Linked DNA regions of Homo sapiens: region 2 is linked to region 1. A link is an interaction called in ENCODE POLR2A ChIA-PET data of the cell type or tissue named here. Cell type or tissue: PC-9. All regions are shown on one strand. Each heading gives the region's core, and the rest is flanking DNA. Links, peaks and the distances in the headings are about the cores only.

Region 1 (6,266 bases), core at 571-5,570:
ATAGAGATAATTTAATCATATACTTGAAGTAAAAATAGATTTTCAAGGCAGAAATATTTTCACACATCTCCCAACACAAGATTTGAGATTGCTCAAATAAGAAAATTCATTTTCTATCAAGTAAATCTTTGATTGTAATTACAAATAATTCAGAATTCCACCCAGGGTATGTGTGGGGGGTGTGTGTGTGTGTGTGAAAGCTTAGGCTGAGGGATGTGGGTTATGAGAATCGAGAGCTGTGGTTTTACATCGTCCCTGTGTTTTGCACGTATTTGTGGATCACAAGTCTTCCTTGGCTGTGAATTCTCATTCACTCTCCTGCCTTCTACCATCATGCAGCGAAGGCTGTTCCAGCCAGGGATGCTGAGAGACAGGGGTCATCCTCTATTCTATCAGCCCACTAGCCTCCCCTCCTTTTCAGAATAAAGTAGCAAACTGCTGGCTTTTAGTGTGGCCCCTGTGGCAATTCTGAGAAAAGGACCAGCTTTCGTTTTAATGTGATTGTAAAATGTCTAGAGATGCTTAGCTATAAGGCACTATAAAAGTTTAAGATATTATTGTTAAAAGGACACAGTAAGGCTATTCATGGCAAAGGTTCATCCGAGTGCAAAAGCACAGGGGCTGAACAAGTAGGAGGAGAATTCAGGAAGGTTTCTGTTGTTGTTGATGATGTTTTTATTTTCATTTCCAAGCCTTTCTGTCAACAATTTTACAGGCTACAGCTATCTGAGGTGCTACAAATGGGGGCTTTACATCAGCTTTTCTTTGTACAGGAAAATTGTAATTTAATTGAACTGAAAAGCCTAGAAGTATACATCATCCACAGAATAAGCAAAGGTTGCAAGGTGAATTTATTAAGCCACAGATAAAACATCATGTTCCTTATTCTGGCCCTCAATTCTTTCTGACTTTGCTTCATTCCTTAGACATGCTGTTTTGGTGATTGCAAATGCTTTTTAGACCACATCTTTGCAAATATCTATATGATGTGAACCCTGGCAGCTTGGCATTCCATGACACTTCCTTCTATCTTAAAAACACTGCCTCAACACAGTGCTTCTGAATTTGCTACAGCAGTGGGGTAGAGAGGAGAGAAGAGAATATTGGCTCTTCTGTACTTTCACCTTCCAGTAGAACACATGGGCTCCCCTTGCATTTCTTTGGCCAAAGCAAATCGCACAGCCATGGGTGACTTTCAGTAAAATCCTTTTGTATGGTTGGGCAGAGGAAGAGAACCAGGAACATCACTGAGCAACAGGAACAACTACTATGGGAGGCCACACAGAAGAGGGAAGAACAAGGCAGATACAGAACAGACATAGATGAAACCCTGTGCAAAGACCCTGCGTGGGGATGGAGCATGGAAAGGATTGTAAACCATGACAGGAAATAGGTTTGGAATGGCAGGTAGAAGTCAGATGGTGCAGTGTCCATTACACTATGTTCCCTACGTTTAGCAAATATTCAGTAAATATCCACAATGTGCCCACTGTTATTCTAGTTACTTCATTCAATATAGCACTTGATCCTCACCAATCAAATTCCACATTTTATTAAATCTAAGATCCCATCCACCGTAAATCAAACCCTTAGTGTATGTATTATTAGGCAAGAAAAGAAAAAAGGAAAAACCACTGCCAATGAAACTATGGAAATACACTTTCTTACCACTTAGAATGCTTATGTTATACTTGAGAAGGCTCTTATAAGACCCGAGTATTTCTGTCATCTATCATTCTTGTGTATGTATATGTGTGTGTGTGTGCTTGCCTATATATGCAAAATAAATGACTTAAGAAATTCCTAATACTTTTTTACATTCAGAGCATGACTGTACTGAATCACTTATTTACTCCAAATCATTGATGTCAGTGTCGGAGTCTTCACTTCCAGTATTGCACTCTATGCCGTCACAGGGCAAATGCCAAAACTGGGGTTCAGCCCAGGAAGCCACACGGGTTCTTGGCTTTGCACGGGAAGAAATTCAAGCAGGAGCCCACAGAGTAAAGTGAAGACAAGTTTAATAGATTAAAGGAATACAAGGGTGGCCACTCCATAGCAGACAGCCCCAAGGGCTGCTGGCTATTTTTATGGTTATTTCTTGATCGTATGCTAAACAAAGGGTGAATTATTTGTAAGTTTTCCAGGAACGGAGCTGGGAATTCTGGGAACTGAGAGTTCCTCTCCCTTTCAGACCATATAGGGTAACTTACTGTGTCCGGAGTTGGCTCCTTCCAGTGGGTTCGTGGTCTCGCTGACTTCAAGAATGAAGCCACAGACCCTTGCAGTGAGTGTTACAGCTCTTAAAGGTGGTGTGGACCCAAAGAGTGAGCAGCAGTTAAGATTTGTTGTGAAGAGCAAAAGAACAAAACTTCTACGGTGTGGAAGTAGACCCGGGCAGGTTGCGCTGCTGGCTGTGGGGAGGGGGGAGTGGCCAGCTTCTTTTATTCCCTGGCTTTGTCCCCGCCCATGTCCTGCTGATTGGTCCATTTTACAGAGCGCTGACTGGTGCGTTTTACAATCCTCTTGTAAGACAGAAAAGTTCTCCAAGTCCCCACTCTACCCAGGAAGTCCAGCTGGCTTCACCTCTCATTACAGATGTTGCCATGGCATTTGTAAGCTGTCATTACACTGGTGCCAGTTTCCTTTCATATCCTAATGTATTATAATTAGCACATAATGAGCAAAGAGAACAACCAGCGGTGGCTGTCATCACCATCTTGGTTTTGGCAGGTTTGGCCACTTCTTTACTGCATCCTGTTTTATCAGCAGAGTCTTTGTGACCTGTATATTGTGAAACCAGGCCTGCCGAATACCTATCTCAATGCCATAAAGGGAGATGGTGATGAACTCTTTTAAGAAAATAACTATGCACCACCAGTGCTGGACTCCCAGGCCAGCTCTGCAGTAATGAAGACGCAGCCTGCTCTTGACTCCCACTTCAGGAATGTTGCTAAGCATGCTTGATTTGTCATCTCACCCTACTCTCTCTCCCTACCTATTTGGTTTCTAATAATTAGAAGGGAGCTCACTATAGTTTCTGACATTTTTTTCCAAGTCATTAACAATCATTCTGCTAGTTTTGAGGCTGAAGATTTTGATGTTTACACATCTGCAAGCTGAGGCAATTAGACCACAACTGCCACCTGGAAAGCCATGATTATAAGATACCTTCTATGGTAGGGCACAGTCTGCTTTCAAGATTGTTAAAATGTGAGAAAATACTAGAATTGAATAAATATGGTAGTCACGTGTACTGAGTCCTTACTTGTGCCAGACATTGAATTAATAACTATAGATTAACTCATTTAATCTTGGTAACATGTCAAAGTAGATGTATCTACCTACCTCCAGAGGAAGAATTTCCCAAACCGAGGCTCTTGATAAGAAAAAAACTATAATCTGAACCTTAATTTGTCTAGTTCTCAGCGTTACAATATGAGGCTGTGGGGAGAAATAATCACAAGCAATTTACAGGCGGCAAAGGAAAACTCAAGGCTGTTGAGTGATTTTGCTTACTCTATGTGGCAAAATTGGGATTATTGTTCAATATTCTTTTACTTGGCCTATGAAGATGCAATCTAGATCTATGCTGTATGTAATTACAACCTACATTTCAGGTCTGGATTGTAAACCTTTCCCAAATAGAGAAATTGAACAGGGAAAATATGGTTGTGTTTTTCCTTTGGGACTTGTTGCAATGGCAATGCCAAATACAGAGAGTTACAAATACCTTTCTTCTTGCTGTCAAGAGGGTTACCTTGGTCAGAACCCCAAAGGCACGTTTCCCCGTGCTCCATGGTCAGGGTTGGGGTGAACACAGTATGCCCAGGTGTGAATCTTCTGTGAATTTCTCCGGAGTCTCTCAGTGTCACTTATATTTGGCTCACCTCTGACCCACCTTCTAGAAGGCTAGTCCCCTTCCTGAATATATACTCCTTCTTTCTGGGTCAAATGTAGAGAGAGTGAGGAAGTTAATTGGATCCTGGATATCCTTGTAAGGGTTTTTGACAGCTTCAGCTATTCCACAATTCCAGCCCACCGTTCACATTGCTATGAAATGAATACTTACACCCAGTGGTTAATCTATGTTTCTCCATTAGATCCTATCAACAAGGTGAAATTACCCATTAAGAAAAGCCTACCTTGAGGTGAAAAAAACATAGTTTTTCTGCTTCTGTTGCAAACCCCCACAGGAAACTGATGAATTCAATTTCAAACCCAAATTGAGAAATTTAAGCTCAAATTCCATTTCCTTTCAGCTCAAATTAGACATTTTTATGCAAATAAAATGAAATAAGGGCTTAAGGATGGTTTAAAAAAAAAAATTCACTGGGTATTTTGGACACCAAAAATGTTAAAAATAGTAATAAAAGAAGAGTTCAATGAGTTAAGTGTAAATAAATCAGGAACATATGGGTCAAATTTTCTTAATATACACTCGGGCTTAAAATTAAGTGAAATGTACAAGGAAACACTTTTTCTGGTGGTGATGAAACAAGAACATTTGAAAAGAAATTGGCAATATTTGAGAAATCTCAAGTACAGCCAATTCCGCCCATCTCTTGGTGACAAAAACCTGGAGACCATACAGTCATCATTAGGGAAGGGATACAGTGTCCTAATTGAGGACATTGGAGAAAGAATTTTTTTTTTTTCCGCAGAGCTTTAACTCTTATGTGTACATAATTATTTCATTCTGGTTAAAAAAAAGTAGAGACATACGCTAAAAATGTTCTGACTTGGCTTCTCATGGTATATTAAAAGCATACTGTAGAGGAACAGACTTAAAGTTTGGGGGTTTAACCCCAGGGAGAGAAAATTATGGTTCTTTCCATTTATCCATGAACCCTGCAGCTGGTAAGACTGCACTCTGTTAGTAATTACACTGAACAGATGAGGGACTTTTTAATTTTTTTTTTATTTTGACCTGCAGTTAAACAAAATTTGCTTGTTTTATTTTTGGTTTAAAAATGATGAGGCAGCACCAACCCCAGTTTCACCCCAGAGCTGTTGATTTTTCCCCCTCCTTCCTAATTTGTTTCAGACTATGAGTGCACAGAGTTCCATTTTAGTGGGAAACATTTGCTGCCAAGACCTTCAGGGGTTTTATCTGCAGTTTATTTTGTTAACTACAAGTTTAAGATTGTTGTGAGTTGTTATTTTTTTTTTCTATCACACTTTGAAACAGAAAAGTTCATCTTTTGCTTTTAGGAAACAGGTTTAAAACAAAACAGAGGGAAAGATGAGTTTGGAGTCTTCTAAAAATCAACAAAGGACTGAAACCAATGGTGGCTATAAAGAGGCATAATAAAATAATACAAATGAATTCACTGCCTTAAAGGTTTAGCGCATAGTACGCACTCCACTCCCACCCTTCCCGTTGTAATTCAAATTTAACACTAATAAAAGAGAGGAACTAAAGATAATTGGCTAGAATCAAGCATTACATATCAGGCATTTCACAAGCTGACCCAGCTAAGCAACTGCAACTCAATGCATTTCAACTTACGAGTTCAGAACAAAAAACAATGGTTCATGAGGTGGAAAGAATGTGGTACAACACCCCATGGCCCTGGCTGGTATTTATAAAGTTTTGGCAAAATTTCATAACAAATTTTAAAATAATGTGAAAGTGGCCTGTTTCCGGTTTCTACCATGCACCATGCCCGTCATGAGGATGTTGTGGTTGGGGCAAATATCCAAAGATTTGCCTGGCAACAGAAATGGAACAGACTGACTGCAAATAATCCTCACGTTTGCACAGTGCCCTTTGCTTTTATGTTTCAAAGACCTTTCACATAGATCCTTCCATTTGATCTCACAAGAAGCCTAGTAGACCTGGCTGGTGTTGTTTTGCTGCTGATGAAACCAAGATAAAGAGAGATGAGAGACTTGCTCAAGGGCACAAGTCAAAGAGGATTATGACAGAAAAATTAAACCCATTTTTCCAGCTCAAGACCAAAGAATTCTCCATTAATATTTATATGGGGAATAGCTACACCAAATCCTTTTTTTTTTTCACTCCCTTTTCCCTCCTCTCTATAGGTCTTCTACTGTCTGTCACTACAGTCACACAGGATTTCGTGGGTGTCCCCAAGAGGACAAGTGGGACCCCACTGGATAAAGCACAGCAAATGAGTAATCTGAAGCTGACACACCTTTCCATAAGAACTATTGCTCTCAATTCACTGGTTTATATTTTTTCAAAACAGGAAAAGAAAATAATCCAGTTTAAAAACCAATGGAATCTTTGGCTGCTATCA
Region 2 (5,631 bases), core at 1-5,000, 470 kb after region 1:
GGTCTTTCAAGGAAAAAAAAATGCCTGATACTGTCGTTAACAGTTTAATTTATGACTATTTGCAAAATGTGGAGGCCTGTGTGGAGAATGCAAATCGCCTCACAAAGAGATAAAGGTTCCTGTTATCTGATTCAGAGGGAGACACACAGTTCCGAGGATGCCGAGGGAAGGAGTCCTGTGCAAACAGATCTTTTAGTTCCTGTCCACAGACACCTCTACATTCTGTAGACATGCAGAGTCCTAGATATACATATGAGGAGGTTGCATGTGTGTTCTGGTTCTTGGGGTGGAGGTGGTGGTGGAGATTTTCGAATATCTGTTTTAATGACTCACAATATGCATATGTTAACCCCAGTCTTGTATGGGGAGCCCTGAAAGGTCAGGTCACAACCTGAACCGCCTTTACCAAGAAGCTTCTCATTTCAAAGGCACTTACTGTATTTTCACGTATCAAAAAAGAAAAGTGTTTTCCTGAAGATAACAGGGAGGGGGGATGCTTCTCGGAGGGACCTGGGTTTTAAAAAATAAAGGGGGGTAGGAGAAAAAGGGAGAGAGAAGAAAAAGGGGGAAAAGAAACAGCTCAAATGAACAGAGAGATCACGGTTTGCATGGCTGCCCTTCAATAGGCTAAACTGACAAGATCAGTTTTAAAGGGCCACTTAAATCAGTTTCAAAGACTGGAGAAAAATGAGTCGCCCTCTTTGGGGGGAATCTGAGGCTGGATCGTGGACGCCATTACTCGGGACTGGGCCAGGTTGTCCACCCCCAACCCCCAACCCCTATATAATTATAAGCCAAACTATTATTTACAGAGGAGGAGGGGAGAGAGTGCTGGTAGTTTTGGTTTCTTCTGTTTACTGACTTGGGCCAGACAGACCCAATGCACTTTTGCTTGGGCCTCTCAATGACCCAGGCTAAGGACTCGGGCAGTGAAAGCCTGTAGCACACTGAGCTATGTTTTATTTTAAAGCAAACACTTCCTCAGGACCATCTCTTGCTCTTTCTTCCCCCACCCCGCCTCCCCCCCTTAAGTTTTCAGTACATAGACATTTGCTCCAACTCCGGTTGGGGCAGTTTGACAGAGCTCTGTGCACACACCTCATGTGACCCAATTCAAACCTCTTAATCTGATGACTGAATTCTTCTTCTTCTTCTTCTTCTTCTTTTTCTTCTTCTTCTTCTTCTGTTTTTAAACTTTCTTCCAGATGCCTGTGGTCTCTCTGATGTAGCCCATGTGGAAAGCTTGCAGGAAAAGTCTCAGTGTGCTTTGGAAGAATACGTTAGGAGCCAGTACCCCAACCAGCCGACGAGATTCGGAAAGCTTTTGCTTCGCCTCCCTTCCCTCCGCACCGTCTCCTCCTCAGTCATAGAGCAATTGTTTTTCGTCCGTTTGGTAGGTAAAACCCCCATCGAAACCCTCATCCGGGATATGTTACTGTCCGGCAGCAGTTTTAACTGGCCGTATATGGCAATTCAATAAATAAATAAAATAAGAAGGGGGAGTGAAACAGAGAAAGAAAAGGCAAAAGACTGGTTTGTTTGCTTAATTTCCTTCTGTTAAGAAAGGATATAAAAGGATGTTACAAGTTTGCTAAAAGAAGAGAGGGGAAGAATTTAATGGACTGTGAATTTCAAAAAAAAAAAAAAAGACTGTCAAATGAACTTTTACAGAATGCATTAAAAAAAAAAAAAAACTCCTGTGTCGGTCAGAACAACTTGCTACTTATCATTTTTGTATAAAAAGGAAATTAGTCTTTTTCTTTTTTTGGTAAATTTTTGAAAAATATTGCTAAAAGTGCATTTAAGGAGATTGGGAGACAATTAGCAGAATGGAGAAAGTAAGTCTTTTTTTTTTCCAAATTATTAATTGTCCTGTGTCTATGTACCTCTAGCTGTTCTTTTTTGTACTTTTCTGGTTCCAAACCAGTTTATTCTGTGGTTCTATAATAAGTTTTGATATAATCTTGGCTTCTTAAAAACTGTGTATCATTAAAATATATGTTCTGCAAGAATTAAAACTGAGTCCATGAAAATACCATAGGAAGACATAAAACTTTAAAAGGCAACTCAAAGATGATGGAAACGCACTTACAAGTGGTGACCAAAATTTTTAGGTGAAGTCGAGCACTCTAATTAGAGAACTGGAGGAACCACATATAACACTTAACTTCCCCTACCCTGCCCCTCCCCAAAAGAAACCATGACAAACCTAGCTTTTAAAAAATATTTTAAGAAAGAGAATGAACTGTGGAATTTATTGGCAGCCAAGGAATGTGTCCAAGACACATGCTGAGGTTTTGAATAAAAAGTGAACTTTTGTAATTTGAATTGGGTCCCGCTTAGTTCTTGAATTGTTATGAAAATCCTATATCTGTTTGTATATTTGCAAACCCTTTGTATTATAATTGTTGATATTTTCCCTTTTTAAAAAATACCATTGAAATCAGCATGACAAAAATAACACTGTTGGCACTTATAGGTAACGTGATTGATTCAGTATCTTAGAGTTTACAGTTTGTGTTTTAAAAAAACTGAAGGTTTTTTTTTTAAGTGCAACATTTCTGTATACTGTAAAAGTTATAATAACTGAACTGTTTGGTCGAGTCTTTGTGTGTTATATTCCAAGGAAAATTGAAAGTATTCAGAAATTAAAATATTATTTGATATCTGAAACCTGGCTGTCCCCACTCACTGTCTTTACATCTAGAAGAGCCCCTGTGAGCTCTCGCTTAGCTGGCCGGGCGGGGGGTGGTGGGGGGGGGCATTTGTTTACTCCCCTCAGTCAGTTTGTTCAAAGGTGGACTACTGTATTTGCCTGTTTAATTTGGGTGTGTGTGTGTTGGGGGGGGAGCTGAAGTTAATGGTTTATCTATGGTTTAGGAAGTGCCATACTGATATAGTAAACCACCCCCATTCACCTAATCCTCCTTTTAATTAAAAATGGATTTTCCAGGAAAAAAAAAAAGGCCCTTATATTTGTCACACTTAAGTGCCTGCTTAGGGAAGGTATTGTGAAAAAGTATTAGAAATCTTGAGATCAGTATCTATTTTATGATCAGAAAAAAATACTCTTTTGTACATTTCTGACAGTTACTCAGAAGATCGTTCAAGCAAGCTAATCACAGCATTGTAACTAGAGGACAGTTGTTTGCAGTGAGTTTTTCCTTAAGTAGGTACGATTTTTTAAAATATTCTGTGATTCTACTCTAGCGTGGTTGTTGAGAGAGTTTCAAATTCAGTGATACAGGTTCTAAGACTGAAAGGTCTACTTTTAATGTATATATGATAACTTGCAGTTGGTTTCCCTCTCCCCTCCCCCCCTTTACCTTCAGTCTGTGAGAGCATGACCACAGGGTCAAGGGAATCTTTTCCATTGGAGTTATGTACATAAAAACACATCGACATTTTGACATTTCAGATTGTGTGGCTACAATCTGTACTGCTCTTGGGATCCTTTGTCCTTAGAAGCCAAATTAAGGAAGAGAAAGCAGGACAGAGAAAAAGAAAGAAGGAAGGAGGGAAACTTTACAGGGTGTGCTGATTTGGAAGTAGTAACTATTTCTTTTGGAGTCTTTTTTTCATTTTTCCTCTTTCTCTTTTCCTGGTTTGGAGGAAGCTCGGTGCTGGGAGCTTGCAATTTTGTTCTTATTCAAGGTTTCCAACCCACCCCCCCACCGCCAGTACTTCATCATGTTGTGGTTTAATTCTAATTGGTGGGGGGGGGGGAGGACTAGTGAGGGAGGTGAAAGAACAGGGATAATTTTGTAAAGTGTATTAAACGTTAATATTCAGATCCAGTCAATACATGCAGACCAGTAAAATCTGATTTGTGCAGAGTTCTCCATCTGACTCTCACTTATTTCTGTAGATATATACATATATAAATACAAGTATGTTCTTACGGCACAGTATTGCTGACCTTTAGTTCGAGGTTTTGTCGGTTGTTGTTGATTTTCTTCCTCTTGCAAGTGCTATCCATGTGAGTGTGTGAAGTTTCTCTAATAAGTAAAACACAGGCCCTTTTCCTTGTTTGTTTTGTGTTAGTTTATTGTAAACAGCCATTTGTTGTAAATTATTATTGGCATTAAATTATAATTTATGATTTTCAAAGCAAAAGACAATCCCTGTTTTATTATGCTTTAAGCATGTGTTCTAGACGTTGGAAATCTCTCTCGCACTCTTAAGTTTAAGCAATGAGCTTGGGGTCTGCGAGGCAGAAAAACAGGACCCAAAATTTTTCAACCGGTTAAAACAAACCCCCTTGTATATGTTTAGAGTGGCCGGAGGAGGATCTGTTTAGAGTCTTGAGTTCGGTTTAAGTTTATTGCATTTAAAGAAAGTTTTTCTTTTCACGCTGAGTTAGAACAAAAGATCTTTGCTGCGACTGAATTGGACAAAAGACGAGGGCTGGGACCCAGCGAGCGCGTTCTGTGTGAAATTGACGAGATCTTTAAAAAAGCTGCTAAACATGGCGACTCTTTCCCTTTAAGTGTCTCTTTTTCCTTGCTGGGTTTTTTTTTTTTTTTTTTTTTCATCTGATCTGAGCTCGCTTTATTTCTTTTCCCAACCCCGCTCCCCCTCCTCCTCGTGGCGCTCGGGGGTGTGAGAGAACCCAGTTAGACGCGAAATGCAACAATAGTGCAAGGAGAGAGAGGGGCGCTCGCTGCTTCTCGCCACTTTCAAACAAACCTGGGGGAAGATTGAGCCCGGGGGGGATTCCAGCCTGCTCGCTCGGCTCGCGGTCGCCCTGCCTCGGCCTTTCACCATTAGCTCTCCCTGGGCCGCGAGGAGCTGGGGCTCAAAGTTAGCGGGCGACGTCCGAGGCTTAGCCTCTAGCCGGCTGCAGGGACGGGGGCCTGGAGTTGGCAGCTGCTACGGGAAAGTGCCTGCCCCCCAGCCCCCGCCCCCACTTACGTGCGGCAGAATTCCGCCAGCGCCCCGGGAAAGTCCGGGGTGCCGGGCGCGCGGAGCTGCACTCCTGGGATGTGCATTAAGCGGCGACAGGCGGGGGGGGCGAGGGCGGGGGCGGGGGGCGGTCAGGGGGAGCTCGAGCGTGTGAAACTCTGCCTCGAATCTCGCTTTTGACTTGGTCCTATGAGCTGAGCCAACATGGCGTCTCCCACTGCACCGCGAGCGCCGGGCTGCCAGGCTCGGCAGGGCCGGGTAATAGAAAACACATTGGTTACCAAAAAGAAAAAAAGGAGGGCGGGGGGCGCTAAAGGCCATTCCGTCTGCAGGCAGAAAACCCTTTTTTAAACTCTTGCTGGCAAGTGAGTCCGGTCCTCGGTTCTTTAATTAAAGCAACAGAATTCGTAAGGAAAATATTGGTAACGCTGTACCTTCTCCCCTCCCCCTCCCATATTCAGGAGAGTTGATTTCCTGTCCCCTCTCCTTCCAAGAACCAAATTAGAAAAATAAAAAGTCTGTATCCGCAAATGATCTTAAATGTTTGAATGGTATAGGGGGATGGGAAGAGGACGGTCTTTACAGACCTCGGTCAGTTCTCGCGCTCATTAATGCAGGGGCTGCGCCGGGGTTTGCGCGGGCCCGAGCGGAGCTGGGGCGCGGTGGGGAGGGCGGAATGCGAACCCCGCTGGACTTGGGCAGAACTTGCTGCTTTTGCACGCCCAA

Evidence for each region. ChIA-PET counts read pairs that join two places held together with the same protein. Peaks named below come from ENCODE experiments on the same cell type or tissue, not always from the same donor. Only the 100,000 strongest peaks of a DNase experiment are listed, where the experiment ranks them.
Region 2: POLR2A ChIA-PET joins it to region 1 with 14 read pairs; 3 of 35 experiments call an interaction of 5 or more read pairs at or near these places.

What each region holds. Positions count from the first base shown.
Region 1 is chr15:95,869,776-95,876,041 of GRCh38, forward strand. No RefSeq gene overlaps it. Among named protein-coding and RNA genes, the nearest start is that of LINC00924, 440 kb to the left of the region's middle. In PC-9, for the core only: no CTCF peak of the experiment used is centred there; a DNase peak (open chromatin) is centred at 2,896; H3K27ac peaks cover 2,520 bases.
Region 2 is chr15:96,336,143-96,341,773 of GRCh38, forward strand. NR2F2 (nuclear receptor subfamily 2 group F member 2) reads left to right here. Exons shown (of 3, transcript NM_021005.4): 3 at 1,206-4,116. The coding sequence ends at 1,480. Among named protein-coding and RNA genes, the nearest start is that of SCDAL, 3.9 kb to the right of the region's middle. RefSeq lists a silencer at 4,658-4,952 and enhancers at 4,698-5,217, 5,218-5,631. In PC-9, for the core only: no CTCF peak of the experiment used is centred there; no DNase peak of the experiment used is centred there; H3K4me3 peaks cover 2,379 bases; H3K27ac peaks cover 662 bases.